Linked DNA regions of Homo sapiens: region 1 is linked to region 2. Evidence: chromatin contacts called from ENCODE Hi-C or POLR2A ChIA-PET data. All regions are on one chromosome and are shown on one strand. Each heading gives the region's core, a stretch centred on a gene start or an enhancer-like site at or near the end of the contact. The rest is flanking DNA. Distances are from core to core; before and after follow the strand shown.

What was found. Hi-C counts contacts between places; a loop is a spot of excess contacts on that map. ChIA-PET counts read pairs that join two places held with the same protein, here RNA polymerase II (POLR2A). Pooled maps may share reads with other maps.
Region 1: a map of naive thymus-derived CD4-positive, alpha-beta T cell shows a loop between it and region 2 (2.9-fold over the local background). The contact joins two enhancer-like sites. A Hi-C loop is called at or near these places in 1 of 168 maps with a recorded cell type or tissue (naive thymus-derived CD4-positive, alpha-beta T cell) and 4 of 50 pooled maps. POLR2A ChIA-PET finds 5 or more read pairs at or near these places in 1 of 52 experiments (common myeloid progenitor, CD34-positive).

The regions. Positions count from the first base shown.
Region 1 is chr2:24,230,125-24,233,394 of GRCh38, forward strand. The region is part of intron 29 of ITSN2 (intersectin 2); the gene reads right to left. Among named protein-coding and RNA genes, the nearest start is that of FAM228A, 57 kb to the left of the region's middle. Within about 2 kb of position 1,692, at least 2 of the 41 ENCODE cell types and tissues checked have a DNase peak (open chromatin) inside an H3K27ac peak, as active enhancers do.
Region 2 is chr2:23,824,701-23,828,320 of GRCh38, forward strand. The region is part of intron 15 of ATAD2B (ATPase family AAA domain containing 2B); the gene reads right to left. Among named protein-coding and RNA genes, the nearest start is that of ATAD2B, 100 kb to the right of the region's middle. Within about 2 kb of position 2,256, at least 2 of the 41 ENCODE cell types and tissues checked have a DNase peak (open chromatin) inside an H3K27ac peak, as active enhancers do.

The DNA.
Region 1 (3,270 bases), core at 442-2,941, 400 kb after region 2:
AAAGGCACATCAAAGTAACATCAAAAGCCAAACCCCTAATCATCTCCCAACCTGCTCCTCTATAATTTTCCACCTCAGTGGATGGCAATATCATCTCTCCAGCTGCTCACGCCACCTGATACTTCTCACACTTCACATTCAATCCACCTGTGGGATCCCTCTTCACAATACATCCAGACCACTTCTCACACGTCCCCCATGGCTGTTCTGATCCAAGTTATCATCATCTTGTGCTTGGATTACTGAAGTAGCTTTCCAATGGATCTCCTGGCTTCTGATCCCTTCCCCTCTTTAATCTGGCAAGGCAGAGCAGTACTGTTAAAACACACCAGATCATGTCACTCCTTTCATTAAAACCCTTGGCTGGGTGCGGTGGCTCACGCCTGTAATCCCAGCACTTTGGGAGGCCGAGGTGGGTGGATCACCTGAGGTCAAGAGTTGGAGACCAGCCTGGCCAACATGGTGGAACCCCGTCTCTACTAAAAATATAAAAATTAGCTGGGCATGGTGGTGGGCACTTGTAATCCCATCTACTTGGGAGGCCGAGGCTGGAGAATTGCTTGAACCCAGGAGGCAGAGGTTGCAGTGACCGGAGATCATGCCATTGCACTCCAGCCTGGGCGACAAGAGTGAAACTCCATCTCAAAAAAAAGAAATAAAAATAAAAATAATAAAAACCCTCCAATGGGTTCTTCTCACTCCAAACAAAAGCCAAAGTTTATAAATAGCCCACAAGAACCTAAACAACCTCCTTCATTTCCTAGGTCACACCCAGACCCTCGCTTCCTCCTTCTCTCCTGCTCTTCCCTCTTCCCACCGCACAGGCCTCCGCACTATTCCTCAGGCACCACAGGATGCTCCTGCTGCAGGGATTTTGCAGGTGCAAAATCTGCCCAGAATGATCTTCCAGATATCCGCATGGCTCCCTCCAGATATCCTCACACCCCTCCAGTCTCTGCCTGCCGTCACTATCTCAGAGAGGTTTTATCTGAGTATTTTATTCAAAATAAAATCCCTCTGGATCCACCTCCCTTGCAGAACTCCCATTCCTCTTCCCTGCTTCATTTTTCTAAGATGCTACACACTTCACATTCTCATTTTGTTCGTTTTCTGTTTTAGCCTACTCAAACACCAGCTCCAAGATGGCAGAAATTTTTGTCTTATAATTTGCCACATCCCCAGTGTCTGACACACAGGAGGGCTTCGATAAGCATTTATGGAATGTGATGTGAAGATACACTCTGAGCTTCAGGAGACAGTACAGCAGTGTTGACTACAGGCAGTCAGAGAAATTGATGAAAACTTCCTGGTAGGTCCTTTTTGGTAGACAAGAAGAGTGGGCAAAGAAGAAAGATGAGAGATCATGGCTACTATCAGGTTGATGTTCCCAGAGGAATAATTAGTAGTGGGCTGGGCCACAAGACCCACCCCCACACTGTGGGAGGATGTGGAGACTGAGAGACAAGTTATGAATCATAGGTATGTCGCACCATAGTTGGGAAGCACTATTCCAAGTTACAGTGCAAGCAAGAATAAGAAGCAAACAAGAGATGCCTAAGAAAGGAGAGGGGAAAGATCTGGGCAGATTCCAGGAGGTAAAGGACAAAAGACAATCTGTGATGACGAACACAGAGAGTGCTTGTTCAGATTATGTCACAAGTCCCACAAAAGTCCTTGCCCATTTGGAGGGGAGCAGTGCCGGTGAACAATGCTATTCTCTGTGTGCCCACTTATGCGGCCAGAGTATCACATAATGGTTTCCAGTTATACTGTAGTTAAGCTCAGTGAAAAGATGAGATTTTTAACAGTAAATCTAGATGAATAAACTGCATTTTCTGAAGGCTGCCTTTTTATTGAAGTTTTATCAGGACACTAGAAAGTTACAAGATATTTTATGTTGTAAAAGAATAGCTTTTCATCCACTTGGCAAATATTTATTGAGTACCGGGTAGCATGCTTCCACCACAAAGATATTTGTTTTTACTTTTGGAAATTTAAATAATTACTGGACAAATTTCTAAATTCATGTCTTTTTGAGGCCTGTCAAGTTCTACTCCATTAGGAGCTATGTTGCTCCTGTAAGCACAAAAAGGAAAGAAGTTGAAATCATATTCTAATGTTGCAGACCATCAGAAAGCAAACTATTTGCCTATCAGAAAATAGTCATATTCTAGAATTTCCAAAAGCAACTATATTGACAAGTGCAACCAGATAAAGACAAATTTTATTGGTTTTATTTTTACTTTTGAATCTACTGTAAAAGGTCATAAGCCTAAGACAGCAATGACCTCCTAATGATAGACAAAAGCGCAGACCTGGCCCCAGAGAGCAGTTAGTTCAGGCTAAAATCTGCATTACCTTCTAACCTGCCAGACTTGTACCATGACTCAATTGAGGGAGTTAATGTGAGATGCAGGATATAGACTATTATAAAGAGATATGAAATAGTAGTTTCATCATGTTAGAACTTTCAATTCTAACAATAAAAATAACTATACCAATATGTGTATGATGATTTTCAAACCCTGATCAATCCTCCGAATAACTGATAACAGCTCTGACCCCTGCTCTATAAGTAAATAGATAATCTGAAGCTTAGTGGTGAAGAGACTTACCAGATAAATTAGAGCTACTACATATCTAAATCTAGGTAACTTGATTCAAGTCTTATACTTTCCAATGGCAGGCCATTTAAGATGATGCTTACACTGCAATTACTGGAGATTCCATGTATAAACCTACCAGGTCCTATGCTTGGTGAACTGAATTCTAAAGGCAAAAAAGGTTTAGGATAAATATTCTGAATGCCAATTAGCCCAAAGCAATGAAAAAGCAAACAAGGCCCTTACTCTAACTCTTTTTTATGTCTAAGTGATATAATTATTCCCTTACACACCCTTCTACTCTGTCACACACACAATTAGGACCTTGTATCTAATAGCCAGTTCCAAAGAGACTGTTCCATGCACTGTAGCACTTTGTATCAGTGCACTGATTACTACAGTTCTGTCCTTGGGCAATACGGGTTTCATATGCACATATATATTTTTTCTTAGTATTACTGAACAGCTTATTACACCATTAATCTCCCCCAATGGTATGTTCATATAACTCATGTTTTCCACTTGTTTATGACTACATACATAATTGGAGACTTTGCCCCAAATTGCTGAGTTTAGGACACACAAATTCTATAGCACTGGCTGACTCTGACTTCAGGTGGCTAATGGATGACCACCGGTGACACAGGGATCCCAGTGGCAGGTTCTT
Region 2 (3,620 bases), core at 1,006-3,505:
ATCAAGCCCCACTGTTTTTAAGTCATTTCATTCATCTGAGTAACAAATACATACAAAAACACATGCTCTGTTGCATCCTTGTCACAAAAAGGAAGAAAAGCTCAAACTAGCCATATTGTTTTCCCTGTTGGCAATTAAACTTGCATTTGGCCACAATTATCAGTTATGCCAGTAGGGGGAACCATTCCAATAGTTATAGAATATTAGACCCTAACTAAGCTTCAACAAACAATACCAGGTTTATTTTTATTTTATTTTTGGGAGACAGCATTATCGCTCTGTTGCCCAGGCTGAAGTGCAGTGGGTGATCATGGCTCACCGCAGCCTTGACTTCCTGGGCTCAAGAAATCCTTCTGCCTCAGCCTGCTGAGTAGCTGAGACTACAGTGTGTGCCATCACATCAGGCTAATTTTTTTTTTTTTTTTTTTTTGTAGAGATAGGGGTCTCACTTTGTCCAGGCTGGTCTCAAACTCCTAGCCTCAATCCTCCTGCCTCACCCTCCCAAAGTGCTGGTATTACAGGCATGAGTCATCACACCTGGCCTATTTATCTTTTTATACCTCACAATGACCTTATAGAACACTTAAATACTGAACTAAAAATGGTGATTACTAAGAAAAACCTATTCAAAGTTAGGGAAAAACTTAATATGACCTAGAAGAACTTAATTCAGAAGACTATAAGCAGATTACGCATTAACATTGTTCCATGACAGTGATCTATCTCACAAATAATTCTTCAGATAACCAAATTTACCACTAGTGTCTCGTTTTATTTTCTATTTCTCAAAGAAACCTGGAAAAAAATTATCTTTTCCTTTTGCATATATACCCATTTCATTAATTCAATAATGTATAGAACACTAGCTCAAAGTTATAAAGAGTTAACAAAGTAATCTAAGTATATGATTATAGAATGTGAATTATGTCTTCCATTTCCGAGGAAATAGGAATATACTACCATCTTCAAACAACATAAACAATCACGTTTCTATTTCTTCTTTAAAAGGATATACACAGTTAATGAACATATTATATGGTCCTATTTTAAGTGCAAAAGCCTAAGTTTAAAAAAATTAAAACTCAGAAACTATTAGGCAAAACAAATAATTAGCCACTAGAAGGCATTTTAGGTAGTAAATGTTACCCATAACATTTATGTTTGCCACAACATGTTAATTACATATATAACAGCAATGTATTATTTATTGATTTATTCCAGACAAAGAAATGATCAATAGACCCCATTTAATGAAGTAGATTTTCACATTAATTATTATAACCAACAGACTTATAAAGAAGGAAATTTTTTTACATTCGCTTATAAGTAAGAATTACCAGTTTATATCTGTGGTTCTCACCTTGATTATCCATCTGAATAAACACTGAAACTGAAACAAAAAAAAACAGATTCCCAAGCCCCACAATAAACCCAGTGAATCAGAATCTCTGGGGGCTTGAAATCATATGTGCATTTCAAGAAAGCTTTAGAAGTGACTCTGATACACACAAAATTGAGAACTACTGATTTAACATACTTCCTTCTAAAACTTTAAAATTGCATCATAACCATGGCTAAATGGGTTATACTTAGGGTAACCACATGTGCTGGTTAGGCCTCTTGTCCTGTCATAATAGCACATCTTTTCACTCTCAAAGCGTCCTTGTTTAGAAAATAAATAATATGATCATTCTAGTAATACTGAAAATATACTACAGCCTTTTAGGCGTTAAAAGTTAATATTAAAGAAATTATAAACATCCCTTTCATAACCATACTAAATCTACCATTACAATTCTAATACTCTGTGAACACATTTAGTTATCAAATAAAGAGCATTCCTGAATACTGCTATTAAGCTAGAAATTGTTCTAAAAAGACTGAAAATACAGCTACTAAAGAGGTTAGACTAGAAACAAGGTCATAACAAAATTTTATAAAGTTTTAAGTACAGCATCACACATAATGAAGGCCCACAAGATAAGTCACTTCATTGAGACTCTTTCATTGTTTTAGCCCTCTCATTGAAAATGGAATAGAAAAATATGATTAGAGTTGAGTGTTTCATTAATCATAAGTTTCCTACTATTTATGCAAATGTTCCTGATATCAATGTATGTTGAGTTTTTCACTATGCAAAAATCACACCCAATATGCATGCAAAAACCTCTAAGAACTTGGGAATTTCAAGGTAAAAGTTACCAAATCCATAACCTCTAACAAAAGGTCAGCTATCTTCACAGCTGTTCATCATACTCTATGAGGCATAAATTTCAATGAACTGAACCTATTCATGTTAAAACATGTTTGGCATACACAGACTAGTGAGTTTGTAATGGATTTAAAATTACTATTTCACGCCCGTTTGAAGATCTGAATTTGATTTTTTTTTTAATGTGAACCGGTTTCTCAGATGGAATGAATGTCATAACAAAAAACAGAAGTCATTTAATTATAATGGATTTTTATGTCACTGTCCAGGAAGAAAATGGTATATAAGCAGAGTCTGCACACATACTACCACCCCACAGAGGGGAGGGAAAAAAGGTAAGAGAAATTTATCAGTCCTGTAAGAAATTATACCATGAAAATTTTAAAACTTAAGAAACTGCCTAAAAGCTAAAAAAATCACTGGGAAAAATGAGAAGTATTGTCTTTGGAAATGCAAAAGGAAACTAAGATTCTAATATTTGGGGTGAAGAATTAAACTAGAGTATATAATATTTCAGATGGTAGACAGTATAATAGAAAGTAATTTAGAGTACCTATCTCTTAGGGAATTTCCAAAATGATTTGACAACTTGACTTCTGCTTATTTCAGTTAAGGATCATTCTGTGACAAATTCACAGAAAAATCTACAAAGATTTCCCAGTCCGATCTGAACTCTAGTAAAATATCATCATAAATAAAAGGGGTCTATTTTCAAAAAGGGAAAAGACTGGATTTTATACCAAATACCACCCTCTCCCATAAAGCAGCACAAGGCTTTGCAAAGGTCAAGCCAAATTTACATGAAATGTGTTTGGCGCATGCTCTCTTATACCAGGCAAAGCTTAAACTGAAGTAGTGCTGGAGAGATTTACGTTTTCTCCTCACCAGAAGATGTCGAGGTCTTTGTGGTTCAAAAGCTGAGGGATGCTGCTTCGGAGATGGAGGTCCCTGTGGATGAAGAGGATAATTTGGATGTAGCTAACTGAATGGACTAATGTTCTATTTAAGTTTTAATTATTTGATGGTGGATCACAATGATTTTTTAAATTAAGTTGTTCTTTTTGGCTTTGGTAACTTTAAAGTTTTCCCAAGTAAGCTGTTGTTAGTGGACTTATTTGGGGGATTTCTTCATAATGCTTAAAAAGTTCATGAAGATTGGGTTTTTTTTTTTTTATTTATATTTTTCAGAGTATGAGAGGAAAACAGACAAAAGAGGGGGAAAGAATGAAGGAGAAATACCTATGTGTATATTCAGGTGCCTAACATTGTATTCCTTTTTATTTCAGACCTAATTAGAGCCAAAACCCTGAATTCCATCTCCTATGTGTGATCATCTGTGCAGATAAACACTCTCACCACATCCTAGAAGGACAGTAGTGTTCATTCACTCTGTGGGGAGATCTTCCAC